2 separate regions of the Homo sapiens genome follow, and region 2 is linked to region 1. A link is an interaction called in ENCODE POLR2A ChIA-PET data of the cell type or tissue named here. Cell type or tissue: PC-9. All regions are shown on one strand. Each heading gives the region's core, and the rest is flanking DNA. Links, peaks and the distances in the headings are about the cores only. Region 1 overlaps ATP2B4 (ATPase plasma membrane Ca2+ transporting 4). Region 2 overlaps ADORA1 (adenosine A1 receptor).

Evidence for each region. ChIA-PET counts read pairs that join two places held together with the same protein. Peaks named below come from ENCODE experiments on the same cell type or tissue, not always from the same donor. Only the 100,000 strongest peaks of a DNase experiment are listed, where the experiment ranks them.
Region 2: POLR2A ChIA-PET joins it to region 1 with 13 read pairs; 3 of 35 experiments call an interaction of 5 or more read pairs at or near these places.

The regions. Positions count from the first base shown.
Region 1 is chr1:203,733,829-203,742,212 of GRCh38, forward strand. It overlaps ATP2B4 (ATPase plasma membrane Ca2+ transporting 4), which reads left to right. Exons shown (of 21, transcript NM_001684.5): 21 at 5,718-8,384. The coding sequence ends at 6,026. It overlaps LOC102723543 (a long non-coding RNA gene), which reads right to left. Exons shown (of 2, transcript XR_426890.4): 2 at 3,366-4,219. Among named protein-coding and RNA genes, the nearest start is that of LINC00260, 7.4 kb to the left of the region's middle. In PC-9, for the core only: no CTCF peak of the experiment used is centred there; no DNase peak of the experiment used is centred there.
Region 2 is chr1:203,129,913-203,138,296 of GRCh38, forward strand. All of the region lies in intron 3 of ADORA1 (adenosine A1 receptor), which reads left to right. Among named protein-coding and RNA genes, the nearest start is that of ADORA1, 6.4 kb to the left of the region's middle. RefSeq lists an enhancer at 4,271-5,158. In PC-9, for the core only: CTCF peaks have their summits at 6,695 and 6,905; DNase peaks (open chromatin) are centred at 4,209, 5,919 and 6,159; H3K4me3 peaks cover 975 bases; H3K27ac peaks cover 3,735 bases.

The sequences.
Region 1 (8,384 bases), core at 125-8,124:
CAAGAGCTTTCTTTACATGGGGGCAAAGTTTGGGATCTTTTGAGGAAAGGTAGGAAGGGAGCTAATGTGCCCATGGGTGTGTTTTGACTAGTGGACCTGTCATAATTGAGCCAGTATTAAACTTGGTCAATAATAATAGTCCATTTGGCCACCACTGTATTGCTGACTGGCAATTTTAGCATAAAAGTTGTAGCTGGCTGGGCACGATGGCTCACGCCTGTAATCCCAACACTTTGGGAGGCCAAAGCAGATCACGAGGTCAGGAGATCAAGACCATCCTGGCTAACATGGTGAAACCCCGTCTCTACTAAAAATACAAAAAATTAGCTGGGCGTGGTGGCGGGCACCTGTAGTCCTATAGCTACTCGGGAGGCTAAGACAGGAGAATCACTTGAACTCAGGAGGCGGAGGTTACAGTGAGCCAAGTGGAGAGCCACTGCACTCCACCCTGGGCGATAGAGCAAGACTCTGTCTCAAAAAAAAAAAAAAGTTGTAGCTATAGGTGAAGAAAAGAAAGTAGTTCAGTTCAAATGTATATGGTTGAACATCCCCGTTATTTTACTTTTCTGGGACTCCGGTTTAAAAATCAGTTAATCTTGGCTGGGTGCTGTGGCTCACACCTGTAATCCCAACTTTAGGAGGCCGAGGTGGGCGGATCACCTGAGGTCAGGAGTTCAAGACCTGCCTGGCCAACATGGCGAAACCCTGTCTCTACAAAAATACAAAAATTAGCCGGGCAATATGGTGCGTGCCTGTAATCCCAGCTACTCGGGAGGCTGAGGCGGGAGAATCACTTGAACCCGGGAGTCAGAGGTTGCAGTGAGCCGAGATAGCACCATTGCACTCCAACCTGGGCTACAGAGTGAGACTCCATCTCAAAAAAAAAAAAAAAAAGGCCAGGCACAGTGGTTCACGCCTATAATCCCAGCACTCTGGGAGGCCAAGGCAGGTGGATCATAAGGTCAGGAGTTCAAGACCAGCCTGGCCAATATGGTGAAACCCTGTCTCTACTAAAAAATACAAAAATTAGCCAGGCATGGTGGCACGTGCCTATAGTCCCAGCTACTCAGGATGCTGAGGCAGGAGAATCGCTGGAACCCAGGAGGCGGAGGTTGCGGTGAGCCAAGATGCTCTACTGCACTCCAGCCTGGGTGACAGAGACAGACTCCATCTCAAAAAAAAAAAAAAAAAAAAAAACGAAGAAAAAAAATCAATTAGTTCACATGAAGGTACGAGAAATATACAAAAGAGTCAAAATAACATTTTTTCTTCATTTACTAAACTTTTAGGAGTTTCTGAAGAGGAGTGCCTTTTATTTTGCTTCTCCTTTTCTCTAGTTTGATTGTTTCACCAATAGCCAGCACTTATTTTGCACATAAAGTTTCAGGAAGCCCTTTCTCAGCCGGACTTGCAATTGGAGTATTATCAACTCACAACCTAAGATCTGGTGTTCCCATTGGTAGATTCTTGGATTCTTGCTAATGCTTATGTCTTCCTATTCCTGGTCATTTTCCCTTCCCCAAATGGGACTCAGAGAGGAGAGAGAAGGTAGCCAGCTCTTTGCTGATAATGTGGGAAGGAGTTTATCTGTATTAAATATAATGTGGGTTTCAAATAGCTGAGTGTTCAGTCTGTTCCTTCCTCCCCCATTCCCAACCTCACCACCCCCCACCCCGACCTCTGCAAAGGGGCTCAAGAAAGAACAGTTGCCTTGTCTGTGGTTCACATGATCACGGACTGTGTGGGTTGACCAGACTTAGATTTGTTTTGTCTCTTTAGCCAAAGTGTTCTGATGTGAGGAATGGGGGTGGAACTTGATAGAGATACATACAATTTCTTTAGGTCAAAAAAACAGGCAAGAAAGAACTCACTAAGTCTTGCCCTGCAAGTATCCAGGAACCTCTCCCACCAGTTCTTTCATATTCCTCTCTTAATTCCTTTTTTCCTTCTAGTTCTGCCATCCCCTTCTAACTAGCTTCTGTTCTGTTTTAATCATCCCTTTCTGATAGGAAGGGTTAGTGTCAGATATCCTGATGGTTTGATGGTGGAAGGAGACTAAGTAGAAGACTAAGCAGAAGACTGGGATCTTGTAGAGCAGCTGGTAGAGGGTGTGCTCCAAATCCTCAAAGACTAGATCAGAGGAGAGACAGGCCACACCTGCTCTTTCTCCAGCTGTGCCTTTTTAGTTGGAGCTCCTAGAAGTTATAGCCATACATTTTAAAACCCTCTTTCCCATTCCAGATCTCCAAATGAATTCAACTGTTTGTCCAACCTTCATTAGATAGATCTCTAAGATTTCCCTGCATAGGGAGGCCCTAATCCTTTTCTTCTGGTTTCTGAAAAGAGCAGAAAACTGCCTGGCGCGGTGGCTCACGCCTGTAATCCCAGCACTTTGGGAGGCCGAGGCAGGTGGATTACTTGAGGTCAGGAGTTCGAGACCAGCCTGGCCAACATGGTGAAACCTCATTTCTACTAAAAATACAAAAAAAAATAGCTGAGTGCGGTGGCGCACGTCTGTAATCCCAGCTACTCTAGAGGCTGAGGCAGGAGAATCGCTTGAACTCGGGAGGCGGAGGTTGCAGTGAGCTGAGATCACGCCATTGCACTCCAGCTTGGGCAACAAGAGTGAAACTCCATCCCCCCCAAAAAAAAAAAAGCAGAAAACTACAGAATGAGAAAATGGAGTCTTCACCTGCCCACTCATTGAGCTGCAGAGAGTAGCCCTCAGCACTCATACCCAGTCTCCTGAGTCATGAAAAGAGTTGCCCTTCAACCAGCCACTTCCACCTGTAGGCCAGGGCCCCAAAAGAGACATTTCCCCAAGGTTTTGAGAAATGATGACCAGGAAGGGAAGGGTTGACTGGCTGTGTGGAGAGTGCTCAAAGCTTTCCCTGCACCTTCTTCACTAGCCCTGTCTTGTCCCCATACACTGCTCATGCACCAGGCATCATGCTCCAGGAAGGGGAGATGCCAGCCCTGGGTGGATTGGTGGTGATATAGTGCATGATTGTTCATCAGCATGTGTTCTCTGAGGCCAGTGCTGGAGTTGGGGCATCCTGGCACAGCCCCATGCCCTCTCCTCCCTCACCCTTCTCTCCACCCACCAAGCCAGCTGGTGCTCCCTAGCTCTCTGACCCCTCTTCACGTGAGCTTCCTTACAGGTGGCTGGTTTCCCTTTAGATTCCAGAAGTCCTGCAGTCTAGCTGGATGACTGTTTCTTGCTCCCCAAAAGACATTTCCCATATTTTTTCCATCTACCCATCCCCAATTCACTTTTATCTTCCTCATTGTTTACCTGTAACAGTATTATTGGTCACCCCAACAGGTGAGAGGAAAAGCCAACAAACAGGGCTCCAGACCCTCACTCCAACCCCAGTTGTTACAAATTTATTTTCTATAGTGGACTTCACATGTAATTTTTTCCAACAAAGTATTCAATTGAATGGAAGCAGGAAATTGAAAATCACTGATATTGAAGATGATGTACTGGCGGATAAAGGCACCTGCCCTCCTGTAATATTCAGTAGAAATTTTGAGATCTTGAAAACATATGAAAAATGTGGGCTATGTTATCACTCCTGACAGTGATGGCTTTGATGGAGTGGGATGACTTTGGACCCATCTCTTGGCCAGTGTATCTGTGCCAGGGTCAAAGGAGAAGGCACTGGGTTTGGACTCACTCAATCCAAATTGCCTTGCTCTGAGATTTTATGTAGATCAGTGAAAACTTGAGACTTCCTGAAGACCAGATGGAGCCTCCATTCCATCTGATCTCACCTAGATCTGGAGCAAAGGCAACATGATAGGTAAAATTTGCACATCAGATGGTCAAATAGGAATCAGATAATAAAAATGTGGTCCTCGCTGTCTGTTCAGCATGGTGAGTGTGTGCCTGTGCTCCCTGATTCTTCTTGGCTGAGGTGTTGAGCTGATACTGTTGAGTGGCAAGGAGTCCTTTGCCTTCTGAGCTTTGAGCACCCTCAGTCTTGGGTGGGTCTGCAGGCTGTAGTAGAGTGGGACGAGATAAAGAAAGCCTTAGCCAGCAGAGACACATTCTCCTCCAGAGAAAACGGACCAACAGTATTGATAGTGAGCCTTCTTTGAGTGGTATTTATGAAGGTTCTGTATGGTGGTAGGAAGCACTGGAACAGGTGATCCAACCAGTTTATTTGGCTGACTCTCTGTATCCTCTGCTGTCTCCAAATTCTTGTGTCTTCTCCTGGAATATATTTTTGGTTAAACAGCAGAGGAATGAAAGAGGTACCCTACCCCCACCTTCATCACTCCTACCCCTCCAACCTCAACAGTTTCCCCCACATTACTCCCATTTCTTTTCTGAGTGAAGATTTTTTGGACAAGACTAGGATCAGCCACCTTCCAACAACTAGAACCGTCCTACAACCATTTACCTTTCCCCTGGCCCCTCTCTCCAACTTCTCGGAGCTCCAACCCTCTCCCCCTACCCCAATTCTACCATCCCTGATTCTAAGCCACGCCTCAGAGAGACCTGCAGTTCAGAAAAGCAGAGCTGCCAAAATTGCTGGTGCCTGTGGACAAGCAAAAGCTGTTCACAGGCATCAATTATTGTCAGTTTTTTCTTGATGACTCTGAACTGACCGAATCCCTTCCTTTTTGCGCAGTAAGACAGAGACTATGACACTGGGCAATGCATCTCCTTTTGCCCAGTAAAACCGCACGTGGTTTCCTTTCCTTCATCCTCTTCATCCACCCCATCAGAAAGGCCACTTGTTTGTAGCACTGCCTCCTGGATTAGGTTTCTCTCCCTGGTCCCTTTCATTCCCTTCTCCACATAAGACTATGCTCCTCTTCACAATTTGGAAACAGCTAGAGAAAGCAGCATGATTGGGCACAGTTGCTGTGTATCAGAGACATGAACGTGCATTTGAATTATGAGAGCCAGGTCTTTTCTCAATAGGCAGGAGGAAGGCATCTTTTGACACCTGTATTTTATCTGCTGCTTCTAGGGAAGGGGCTGAAGGAGTGAAGTTCTGTGTTATTTGCGGGGAGGGGACACAGTGGTGGTTGTGGGATATAAAAATATGCATGTTTCCTGGCTGAAAGGGCAAATTATTATTAGAGAGTTTTAAGTTCCTGCATGCTGCTGACACAAATGAAGATTGGTTTGTCTGCCTGGCTGCACAGTTTTCATGGTCACTCGTCACCCAACCTGTATTATGTGCAGATTGGTGTATGCTGGCTCTTTGAGGTCTTTAAACAGATAACTAAACCTCAATGCATAATTTTTCCATTCCACATTCACAAAATGTTTGGCCTCAGCACAGAAATCCACATATCTCAATCATCTTTTTAAGTTTGGCTATGAATTTGCATCTAGTTCCCATGTCCTTGCCCTCCATCTAAAAGAACTAATGAAACTTCTTGTTTTCTGTTTCATTTTAAAAGTAGATTGTTTGGGAATGCTAACGTTGCTTTGGGTTTTCTACTTTTTTTAATGCAGCTTTCAAAACGTCCTAGTTGCCGTCACTCACCCCAGCCCACCCCACTGCTTGAAAGTTGAGCCATGTGATGTTTCTAGTGCCCCATGATCTCTTCTGATGTGTGTTTGGTTTTGATGCTGAGCAGTCATGTTTTATAGTCTGGGTTTTGTTTCTCTCCTAAATCCACCATCTCCTTGTTCTGCCGGCCAATTCTCACCTCTCTATTTTCTCATCCTCCTTTTCCTTCCCCTGGTATAGATCAAAGTGGTCAAAGCGTTCCATAGTTCCCTCCACGAAAGCATTCAGAAACCCTACAACCAAAAGTCCATCCACAGCTTCATGACCCACCCTGAATTCGCCATAGAGGAGGAGTTGCCACGAACACCACTCCTGGATGAGGAAGAGGAGGAAAATCCTGACAAGGCTTCTAAGTTTGGGACTAGGGTGCTCCTGTTGGATGGTGAGGTCACTCCATATGCCAATACAAACAACAATGCGGTGGATTGCAACCAAGTGCAGCTCCCCCAGTCGGACAGCTCTCTACAGAGCCTAGAGACATCAGTTTGAATTTTCTTTCTCTGACTCTCATCCCTATTTTACCTATTTCCATTTTCGTCTATCCCATCTATGAGGTGATGATGGGACTTTTCATTGTCACGTCAGCTGCTGTGTTAACAGCAGTGTGTGTGAAGTGAACCTCTACCTGACCATGAAGAGGCAAGAGCACAGACTTACAAGGATTTCAACTTAAGCTTGACTTGGGGTTTGTAGCGGGACCCAGTCAAACCCCATTCAGGTCATGGTAGAATCTACTCCTTGGTAGTCACTTGTCATTTTTAAAGAAATGATGACAATCCTCTTGGCATCACCCCACCCCACATTCTCCCCGATGTTCCTCTCCTGAATTCTGGATTTTGTCCTACAAGTCTGTGCCATTTATAAGCTAAGTTGAGGGTTCAGAGGGAGACAAATATCCCCAAGTGAAATATGTTGCGGTAGAGATGGAATGTATAAAATCCGCCAGTAGTGTGATTGTTTTTCAATTTTTCCCACTTTGAAAACTTACACCTAAAGGCCTGTAGGCCTCTAACTCTTTCTGCCCTTTCATTCAAACCTCTCCAAAGTTCTTTGTCTTTTGTCTTCCCTTCCTTTCCTTTTTTTTTTTTTTTTTTATGATGATTAAGAAAATGGAAAGGATATGGATGAATTGTGTAAACTTAGATCCTTCTCCCTTTTGGCCCAAAAGAACCCTTGATTTAGTTCCAGAATCCAACCAGTTTCTTTGTTAAAAGGGTCCTTTTGAAGCAATTAAGTGCTGGTAAGAATATTTCTCTGTTGTTGCCAGGTTACCTTCTGCTTTTAAATTGCCATCTTGTAAAGTGTATGTGGTTCTTAAGTGCCAGGGAGATCAGCCTTGCCCATGAAGGTTGCATATGTGTGGTATACAGTTTTTACCTGAAAGCCTGAGCTTTCTCTTATTCCTAAAGTGGTGGCAAAAGAATGAACTGGGTATGACCCTGCCCCCTTACTGGGCTTGGATATTGAGGACCAGACGCTGCCAAATCTAGGACAAGACAGACCATCAAAGCAGACTTTTGTGGGCTCCTCTTTGGGGTGACCACTGCTTTCAAAGCCATCTGCCAAGGCTCTCCAGGGCAGGACCTGACTGGTGGGGAATGAGTGTTCAGAAGCCTTGGGAGAGGCCAAAGAGCCATTCTAGCATGATCTGAGAAAACCTTCCTGCAGAGGCCAGAAACCTTGAGCTTAGGTGCCTGGGGACCAGCTTCGACATTCTCTCCAGTTTCTGATTCTAATTTTTGCCACGTGTCACAACTTTTCCAGTCTCTGAGAAGGTCCCAGCCTTTCTCAAATATTCTGATTTTGAAAATATGTATCCAAAGTGGGAGGCCCCTGTGACATTTTGCCAACTTAAACGAGAAAAAGACCCCCCGCACCCGGCACACTCCCCCTTCCTCCAGCCCCGCTTCAGCCACATGCTCCAGCTGCTGCCCAGTAAAGCCCTGTGCCTTTTTTTCCCCTGAATACTGCCCAAAGCATCCCCTTCCCATCTGCCTCTCAGGAGTTGGGGACTTTGCTAGGAGATTTTTTAAGTGTTCCTTACTGGGACAACGTGGAGCCACGTTTGCAGGAGCTCCATTTGTATCCCTGCTGGTGTTGACTTCTGTGTAGGGGCCAGTTCATGTCCCTGACTCTCACCTCCCATTAGATAAATGAAGCCCACCCCCCTTTCTAGAGTGATGAGAGTCAAGAAGAGGGGATGTATGAACGGCCAAATTCCCATGTGAGAGGAAGATGACCTGATCCACCTAGCCTTTTCTTCTGGATCTGTCCTCCCTCACCCCTTTCACCTGAGCTGTCCACAGTAGGAAACATAAAGAAACAATGTCCCCTACATATCCCCATGACTACATAATCCATCATCGTAGGAAATAGGAAAGCAAATTTGATTTTGGTTTTGTAAAACGTACATGCTTCAATAATTCTTTTTTGTGTCTTAAATACTCATAGGGGAAAAAAACAGCTCACCCAAGGTGTTAGGTTTCACATATATATTCATCAACTATTTTAGAAGATTTAATTCTATCAAATCTTGTATTACCTCAGATCATTTTAAATAGCAAGCCAATAACGAGCTTTGAAGGCTATTTTACCATTCCTGTTCACAAAAGGTTCTCATGGTGCCTGACAGGTTACCCTTGAGGGCTTGTGTCTACTTTTTAAAAGTCAATGGTTTTTTTTCTTGTGTTCTAGTTTCCATAATAGGAGAGAAAATATAGAAATATATGCAAAAATTATAGTTTTCTTTAGATCAGAAACTGATATTTTTGGGTCAGCCATATGTATTTTGTTTAAAGGATTTAAAATAAAGTGCCGTCATGTAGCCCTGTGGAAGGGAGCACATAA
Region 2 (8,384 bases), core at 212-8,211, 600 kb before region 1:
ATGGGTGGCCTGCTGGTGCCGTCCTCAGTGTGGGTGTCCAGCCCATGTTGGAGCTCCCTGCCAGGCCACAATCTCATCACCAGGCAGTGCCTTGGGCCACCAAGTGCCAGCGAGTGCCTGGGCATATTGCCAGGGACTGGCCCTGCTGGGACGCTCTTGTGAGGCATGCTTGCCCCCTCTTTGAATTCTTGCCCCCAGTAGATTCCTTTTCTCCTGGGGAGCTCTGGCCATCTCCAGCACCTGCCACCCCCGGCATAGCTTCTCTGGGATGTAGGGCCTCTGACCTCACTTGGCCCCTTGCCCGGGCAGGCCTAGGGACCCATGTTTCTCCCTTTGTGTTACATTTGTGCACATTTAACTTTTCAAAGCCTTTCTTACATGCATGATTTTTTCCTGTTATCATCACGCCGCTGTAAGGGAGGTGGAGCAGGAGCTTTTAAAGGGGGAAACTAAGACTCAGAGGGTCTCCTTGAAGCTCACTCAGAAGTGTGATCTAATTATCTGCCTTCCTTCCTGATTCCCCATGCCCAGTGGCTTGATGCCAGTCTCTCTGCCCTGTCTACCTCCCTCCACCCTCCAGGTTTTCCAGGGAAGGTGGGGTGAATAAGGGAACACAGCCAGAAGCCCCATAGGCTCATCCACTGAGGGGCCCACATGCTGCCATTAGTCCCAGGTTGCTGCTGGGCTGCACATATAAAGCTGGTCTCAGTGCATTAGAAGAGCGGGGCCTCTGAGCCTGGCCATTATAACGAAGTGTTGCCACATTTGGAAACTCATGCAGATGTCCAGCTGTAGGAAGGCTGCTGGAGAAATTCTGTCTGCTGAGTGAGTGTTAAGGTGAGCCAAAGGTCCCGTCTTGCTGTGACAGAATGCACCCTACTTGCCCTGTGGGGCTGGGATGGCTGCACTGGTGGGAACAGCAGACTTATTCCTTCAGGAGGCAGCTGCTGTGGCTTTGGAGCTGGGGTCCTGGGGAGCTGTCCTTTGAGGGTGGAGGCAGGGACCTGCACAGAGGCTGCCATGGGCCTGAGTTCAAATCCTTGCTGGGAATTTCTAGCTGTGCAAAAGTCACTTACCTAACCGCTTTAAGCTTTAATGTCCTTATGTATAAAAGGGAACATTAATAATAGTGCCTACTCCCTAGGGTTATTGGAATAATTTAATGAACTCATATATGCGAAGCACTTGTATTAATATTATGCCTCATATATGCAAGCCATAGGGAGGTCTTATTTGTAGTTTTATTGTCACTATTAACATATGGCTCAAGTGTGGCTGGATAGGTGAGCCCTACTCCTGCCACTCACGCTCTTAGGTGTCATTCGGTGTCAACACATACACACGAAGAAACACGCACACAAACACATACGCAACACATCTCCCAGGAGGTGTCTAAGTACTGTGAAGTTATATCTATACATGTTTCTACTCCTCTGGTGCAGTGTTGGTGCCTCAAGGCAGCATCCACATCTTATCTATTTCTGCAAATTCTTCAGAATGCCCAGCTCAGTGTCTGGCACATCACAGACCCTCAGTAAACGTTGATTGAATTGGCCAGGTTTACGGAACACACACAGTTGAGCCTCAAGCCTATCTTCCAGAAGTCTAACCTCTCACTTTCTTGCTGTGGGCTAGACCTGTCCCCACTTCTGATTCAGGGCCATGACCACAGATGCCCCCACTGGCTCAGCGTGGCTCCTTGACAGCCACACACCAGCAGTGCCTGGGAGTGTCCTGCCCCATGGAGAGGAGCCTTTCTCCTGAGTTAGGGAAAGGCTGCTGGGGCCTCACTTCTCAAGCAGGGATCCTGGCTGAGGTGTTGGGCCATTCTGGGCTCCTGCGTGGCACTGCCCAGGTCCCTTCCAGGAGGAACAGCATGCTTTGCTCCCCTCTACGTGGCTGGAGTCAGCAGGCTGCTGGGTCTACGAAACTCCTCTTGGCCAGAGGTCCCCAGGCACCAGGCTTGCTGCCCTGACATGCCAGTCAAAGGTAGATGTGGCCCTGGGCACAGAGAGTCGTACTGACCGAGCACTGGTGAGGCGTGTCTGGGGCACCCGGATACAGGTGTCTGCTGGCTATCACCAAGTGGGGCATGGTTTGGTCAGTCAACCACAAATTTTCTTTCTTTCTACTTGGCAGAAAACCAAGAGAGAAAAGAGATTCACACCATATAATATGATCCAGTTACAAAATTTTTTCTTTTTAAGCTCAAATTGTTGATTCATCAGTAACCTGTGGTCATTTGCATATAATTTGCACGCTATTTGCATAGCACCTCCCCATGCTTGGTAATTGAAGCCCTATTCCCCTCAGCTCCTGGTTCTAGGGAATCTCTATTATTTGTCCCTTAACCCCTCACCCAGAGCTTTCTTGGTGGCAATTTGGTGCCTACTCCCGAGGGCTAGTTGTAGGGAAGTGTGCCAACAGAGGGCTCCCTGACCAAACCTCTCTGTGGGAAGGAGACCCTAGCAAGGGGGCTGTCCATGGCCAGCTGGGTTGGAGTGGAGTGAGGGATGGTGGGTGTTTGCGAGTCAGGCAGACCTGAGTTTGAACCTTGCTCTGTTACTAATTAGCTATGCAACCTTTGATAAGTTATTCAGCCTCTCTGAGCCTTTCCCCTTCACCATCTGTTAAATGAAGGGGTTGGAGGTGGGGCATGGTGGCTCATGCCTGTAATCCCAGCACATTGGGAGGCTGAGATGGGTGTATCCCTTGAGACCAGGAGTTCGAGATCAGCCTGGACAACATGGTGAAACCCCATCACTACTAAAAATACCAAAAACAAATAGCTGGGCGTGGTGGCACATGCCTGTCATCCCAGCTACTTGGGAGGCTGAGACAGGAGAATCACTTGGACTTGGGAGGCGTATATTGCAGTGAGCCGAGATTGCGCCACTACACTCTAGCCTGGGCAACAGAGCAAGACTCTGTCTCAATATAAATAAATAAATAAAAAGAAAGAAATGAAGGGGTTGGATTTGAGGTCTCTGAGGTACCTTTCAGCTCTAATTCTGTGGTTCTTCCTTATCCTGACTCCTGCCAGTGCTGTGTTGGGATCCCGGGAGGGTTTTGTTGTGTTGTGTGTTTTAGCTCCTAGTGAGTGTATGCTAGGAACAATGCTATGTTTTTAATATATTTTATCTCATTCAATGTTCATAGTCTCACTAGTAGAGCTTATTGTTACCCCCATTGTATAGACAATTCTTTTTTTTTTTTTTTGAGATGGAGTCTCATTCTGTCGCCCAGGCTGGAGTGCAGTGGCACAATCTCAGCTCACTGCAACCTCCACCTCCCAGGTTCAAGCGATTCTCCTGCCTCAGCCTCCTGAGTAGCTAGAATTACAGGTGCATGCCACCATGCCCAGCTCATTTTTTGTATTTTTAGTAGAGATGGGGTTTCACCATGTTGGCCAGGCTGGTCTCGAATTTTTGACCTCAGGTGAGCCACCCGCCTTGGCTTCCCAAAGTGCTGGGATTACAGGCGTGAGCCACCTCGCCTGGCCTCTCTATAGACAATTCTTTAGCTAAATTGAGGGCTGAGGCTTGGGGAGTTTCAGTAACTTGCCCAAACAGCTTGTCAGGGGCAGAAGCAGGATTTGACTCTAGGCCTAACAGATGCCTTTAACCAGTAAGCCCATGTGTATCTTGCGTCAGCCCAAGAAGCTGTAGGATTTTTGGAGGAGTTTCTATGAAGTTGTCAGTAGGGTGATTTTTCTCCTCTGATCTTTGCCAATGGCCTCTGCACTCTGCTCAGTCCCCGCCCAGCATCTTCCCCTCCACCTTCACTCCAGTGGGCAGTTGAGCCCTTGGCAGTTCCTGCCTCTGTCCATAGCTTGAAGCCTGCCCCACTGGGCTGCTGACCCGGGGAACCACAGCAAGGAGTGGTGGAGGAGCTCGGCGTGCTGAGCCAGAGTGGGGAAAGAAATCTGGTAAATTAGGGCACGTTTGCGTTTAGGCATCAATTTAGCTGTCCCCACCCTGGCTAGCCTGGGCTTTTCTTGACAACCCTGAAATGCCTTGTGTGCCGTCATGCCCCCGCAGGTGACTGTCTGTGGCTTCTGGGTCCCAGAACAGTTGCTCTCAGGTCATGCCTTCTGCTTTCAGAGAGGTAGGCCGTCTTCAGATCCTGTATCTAAGGATGGATTAGTCATAGGCCTGGAGTGTCTAAGAGGGAAGAGGAGTTGGAGGAAGCCCTGAAGCTCAAACTCTCACACTTGCGGACTGAGGAGGAAACTGAGATTGGAGAGAGGAGGAGCTTACGCAAGATTACTTGGCTGGGAGTTCTTTCCTCCTCCCATCTGGATGCTTGCTCCCCCGCCTCTGATGTAAAAAGCTTGAGCAGAAGAGCTCTTTGCAGTCACCCGCCCCTCAAGGAACAGAAAAGGAAAGTATGCAGCCTCAGTGGGTGAAGTCAGCAGATCAGTGGCAGGCTTAGAGGGGAATGAGGCGGAGGGAAGTTGCTTTGTGATTGAGAAGATAATTTCTCTGAATTAGGGATAGCCTTCAGGTGTGTTAGGCCAAGCAGCTTGCTGGGCCAAGGGAGAACATGGCCTTTAATTGAAGAGGCATCTGGACTCCTTTCAAGTGTGAAAGCTTCCCCCAGCTGGCATCGGGTGGCTTCCCGGAAGTTTCTGAGTGCTTGAGGGGCAACCTGCCGAGGTGTCAGCTCTGCGTGGAAGCCGGAGAATGGCCAGGATGCCTTTTACCCAGAGGCAGATCTGTAGGGGCCGCACCCTGACATTTGCTATTTATTTCCAAGCATAAAAGCAATCCATGTTGATTGTGAAAAATGGAAGAAAGAATAAAGATGGTAAAATCACCAGTAATTCTACCACCTACAGAGAACTACCGTTAACATTTTGGTGTTCCAGAAAATTTTTCCACACACACACATATATATAGATATATTATTTTTACATATTGAGAACATCTATATATACATGGTTTTATATCCTATTTTATTCACTTAACATTATAAGCATTTCCCTGTGTCAACTAAAATGATTTTGTAAGGATTTTTATGGCGGTATAATATTGGATTGTATTATTACTCATCTTTTGGGTCTCAGCTAAAATGGGCTCTCCTTAGGGGGGCCTTCCCTGAGCCCCACCCCACCTGGACCAGTTTCCTCTGGTAGACACTCAAGTTGGATCTCCTTCTCCTTCCAAGTCCACCACTCATCACCTGGGTAGCTTTCTAGTCAATGTCGCTCTTTCTGGGCTTGGTAAGTTCCCAAAGGCCAGGGACACATCTGCTTACATACCCCCATTTCCCCATGCCTGGCACAGAGCAGGCATGCCGGAAAAATTTTTGAATAAATGAATATTTGAATATCATATTTTATTTATGCATTCTTATATCACTGGCTACTTCAATTGTTTCTGATTATTTATTGTTATGAAAAATGCTTTACTGTGTAACAAACCTGCACATGTACCCCTTAATCTATTAAAATAAAAGTTGAGGCTGGGCGCGGTGGCTCATGCCTGTAATCCCAACACTTTGGGAGCCCGAGGCAGGCAGATCATTTGAGGTCAGGAGTTCAAGACCATCTTGGCCAGCATGGTGAAATGCGTCTCTACTAAAAATACAAAAATTAGATGGGCATGGTGGTGCACGACTGTAATCCCAGCTACTTGAGAGGCTGAGGCAGGAGAATTGCATGAATCCAAGAGGCAGATGTTGCAGTGAGCTGAGATCATGCCACTGCACTCCAGCCTGGGCAACAGAGTGAGACTTTGTCTCAAAAAAAAAAAAAAAAGTTGAAATTATAAAATCAAACAAAAAAACACTTTAATGATTCACAATGTTCATAGGGTCAGAGCCAAGTCAGAACCTGGGCTGTGTCACCCAGTAAATAGTGTAGGTGCTATCTAGAAAGATTGCCTTGTGAGGTTAAATATTTCCCAAGTCCCTTTACTCCAACTCTCCCTTCTCCCTCCCCAATTTTACCCACACTGCAAATCCCCCGGGGGCATTTGGCATTCTTTAGCCCACTTCCCCTTCTGGGCTGGGTTGGGCAGGACTGTATGGGCCCCAAGTCTAGTCCTTATTGCCTGGTCTCTTTCCTGAAGGCCTCGGCATCCTGAGGGTGAGGAAGCAGTGTCCCTGGGAGAGGACTTGGGGTGAGGCACATCTTGGTTGGCCTCATTCGGCAGGTGGGGACAGACACATAGAGCAGAGAGGAAGGAAGTGGAGAGACACGGCTCCTTGGGCGGCATGAATCACTCCTTTAACCTCAGCCTTCTTAATTCAAGCCCAGAGGGAACTATCAGCTGCCGCAGTCCAAAGAAAAGCCTGGCAGGCAGGTGGTCGTGGGGATAAGGAGAAGAAGGAGAGGCAGATGGGTGGGTCTTGGCATACACGTCCTCTTAGAAATACTGGTTTGAAGGTGGGCAGGGAGATGGGGGCAGCTGGCAAGGGGCTTCCCTGACCCCAAGGGAGAGGACATGGGGGTACCTTCTCCTGCCTTGCTCCTTACCTTGGAATTTTATTCCCCAGCAGAACTGCAGAGAGGTGTGGGGCTGAGGGGCTGGCAACATCCATTTATCTATTTTATAAGTGTGCTTTGAGCACCTGCTATATGTCAGGCACTTGGCCAGGCCTGGGGATACACAGATGGGCAGGCTGATCTGGTCTCTACCTCTGTCTGACAGCTCAGAGTCTCTGCTGAGATGATGGATTCCCACAGACCAAGGTGGCCAAGGAGAAACTCTCACCCCACCTGTGGTGGGAGTGGGGATGGCAGGAGACTGGCAGCTGATGCCTTGCAGAGCTGGGCTGGGCAGCTGGATCCCACTCCACACTCACTCCATGCAGCTCAGGTTGTGTAGGAAAGGCTCTTTGAACTTACCTTCTTGCCTCTTGCTTCCCCTTTGAGAGAGAAGGGCAGCTGATTTGTCCCTACACCGGGCCCTGGTACAGATAGACCTACTCATTCATTAATTCATTCATTTGTTCATTTATTCAACAAATACTTATTGAGTGCTCATATGAGCCAGGGTCTGTTGGGATACTTTCATTAATAAAACAGAGATCCTCATGGAGACTGAATTCTAATGAATTGGAAATCAGATGCTAGATAATAAATGCAATACCTAAATCATGTAGAGTGTTGGAAGGTAGAATGTGCTATTGAAAAAAGAAAAAGGGGGCAGGGTAAATGGGATTGGAAATGCCCCAGCCCAGAATGGGGCTGGGAGAAAGGGTTGCAACTTTAAATAGGGTGGTCCGTGAGGCTTTACTGAGAAGGTGCCATTTGACCAAAACCCTGGAGGTGAGGGAACACACCATGCAGATATAGGGAGGGCATGCCATGCAGGGGAAAGAACTAGAACAGAGGCCCTAGCATAGGAATGTACCTGAAGGGTTTAGGGACTAGCAAAGAGGCCTGTGGGGCTGAGATGGAGAGATAAAGGGAGAGAGTGGTCAGAGATAATGGGTCACTGGCCCAGGTACAGCATGGAGGCCACTGGAAAGACAATGGCTTTTACTCTGAGGGAAATGGTGAGCCATTGCAGGATTTAGAGCAGAGATGTGACATGATCTGACTTAGGCTTTAAAGGATCACTCTCGTTGCCGTGTTGAGAATGTGCTTTAGGGACAAGGGTGCAAACGGGAGTAGTTAGGTGCTATTGCAGTGATTCAGGTAAGGGAAGACGGAGGTGGCTCTAATCTGAACAATAGCAGAGGAGGTGGTGAGAAGTGGTTAATTCTGGATATGCATTTAAAATTTTTAACTTTTAATTTACTTTGTATCAAAGTAAAAATTTTATCCAGTAAAGTGCATAAACCTCAAGTACTCAGCTCTATAAAATTTTGCATATGTATATACCTATATACCACTACCCCGATCAATATTTAGGACACTTCCAGCATTGTATGGGGCTCCCTCCCAGTCAGTACCCTCCAAAAGGCAACCTCTATTTTGATCTTTATCCTTATAGATTGATTTTGGTTGTTCTTGAACTTTTATATGTGGAGTCAAGCAGTTTGCACCCTTTTATGTCTGGCTTCTGAAGCTCAAAATTCTTGCCAAGATTCATCCCTGTTACTGAATGGGACTTTTCCCCTCATTGCTGTTAGAATTCAATTGTATGAATGTACCATGATTTGTTTAAATTCATGATGTATTTTGAAAAAAAGAGCCAAAGAATTTGCTTATGGGTTGGATGTGGGAATTTTCCTATAGATTGGATGTGAGAAAGAAGAATCAATATGACCAGACTTTTACTTCTAAGCAACTGGGAGGATGCAGTTGGCATCATCTAAGGTGGGAAAGGCTGCAGGTGGTGGAAGGAAGAAAATGAGTTTGGATTTAGACATGCTGACTTTGGCGTGTCTAACAGACATCTCAGTGGAATGTTGAGCAGGTGGTTGGATAT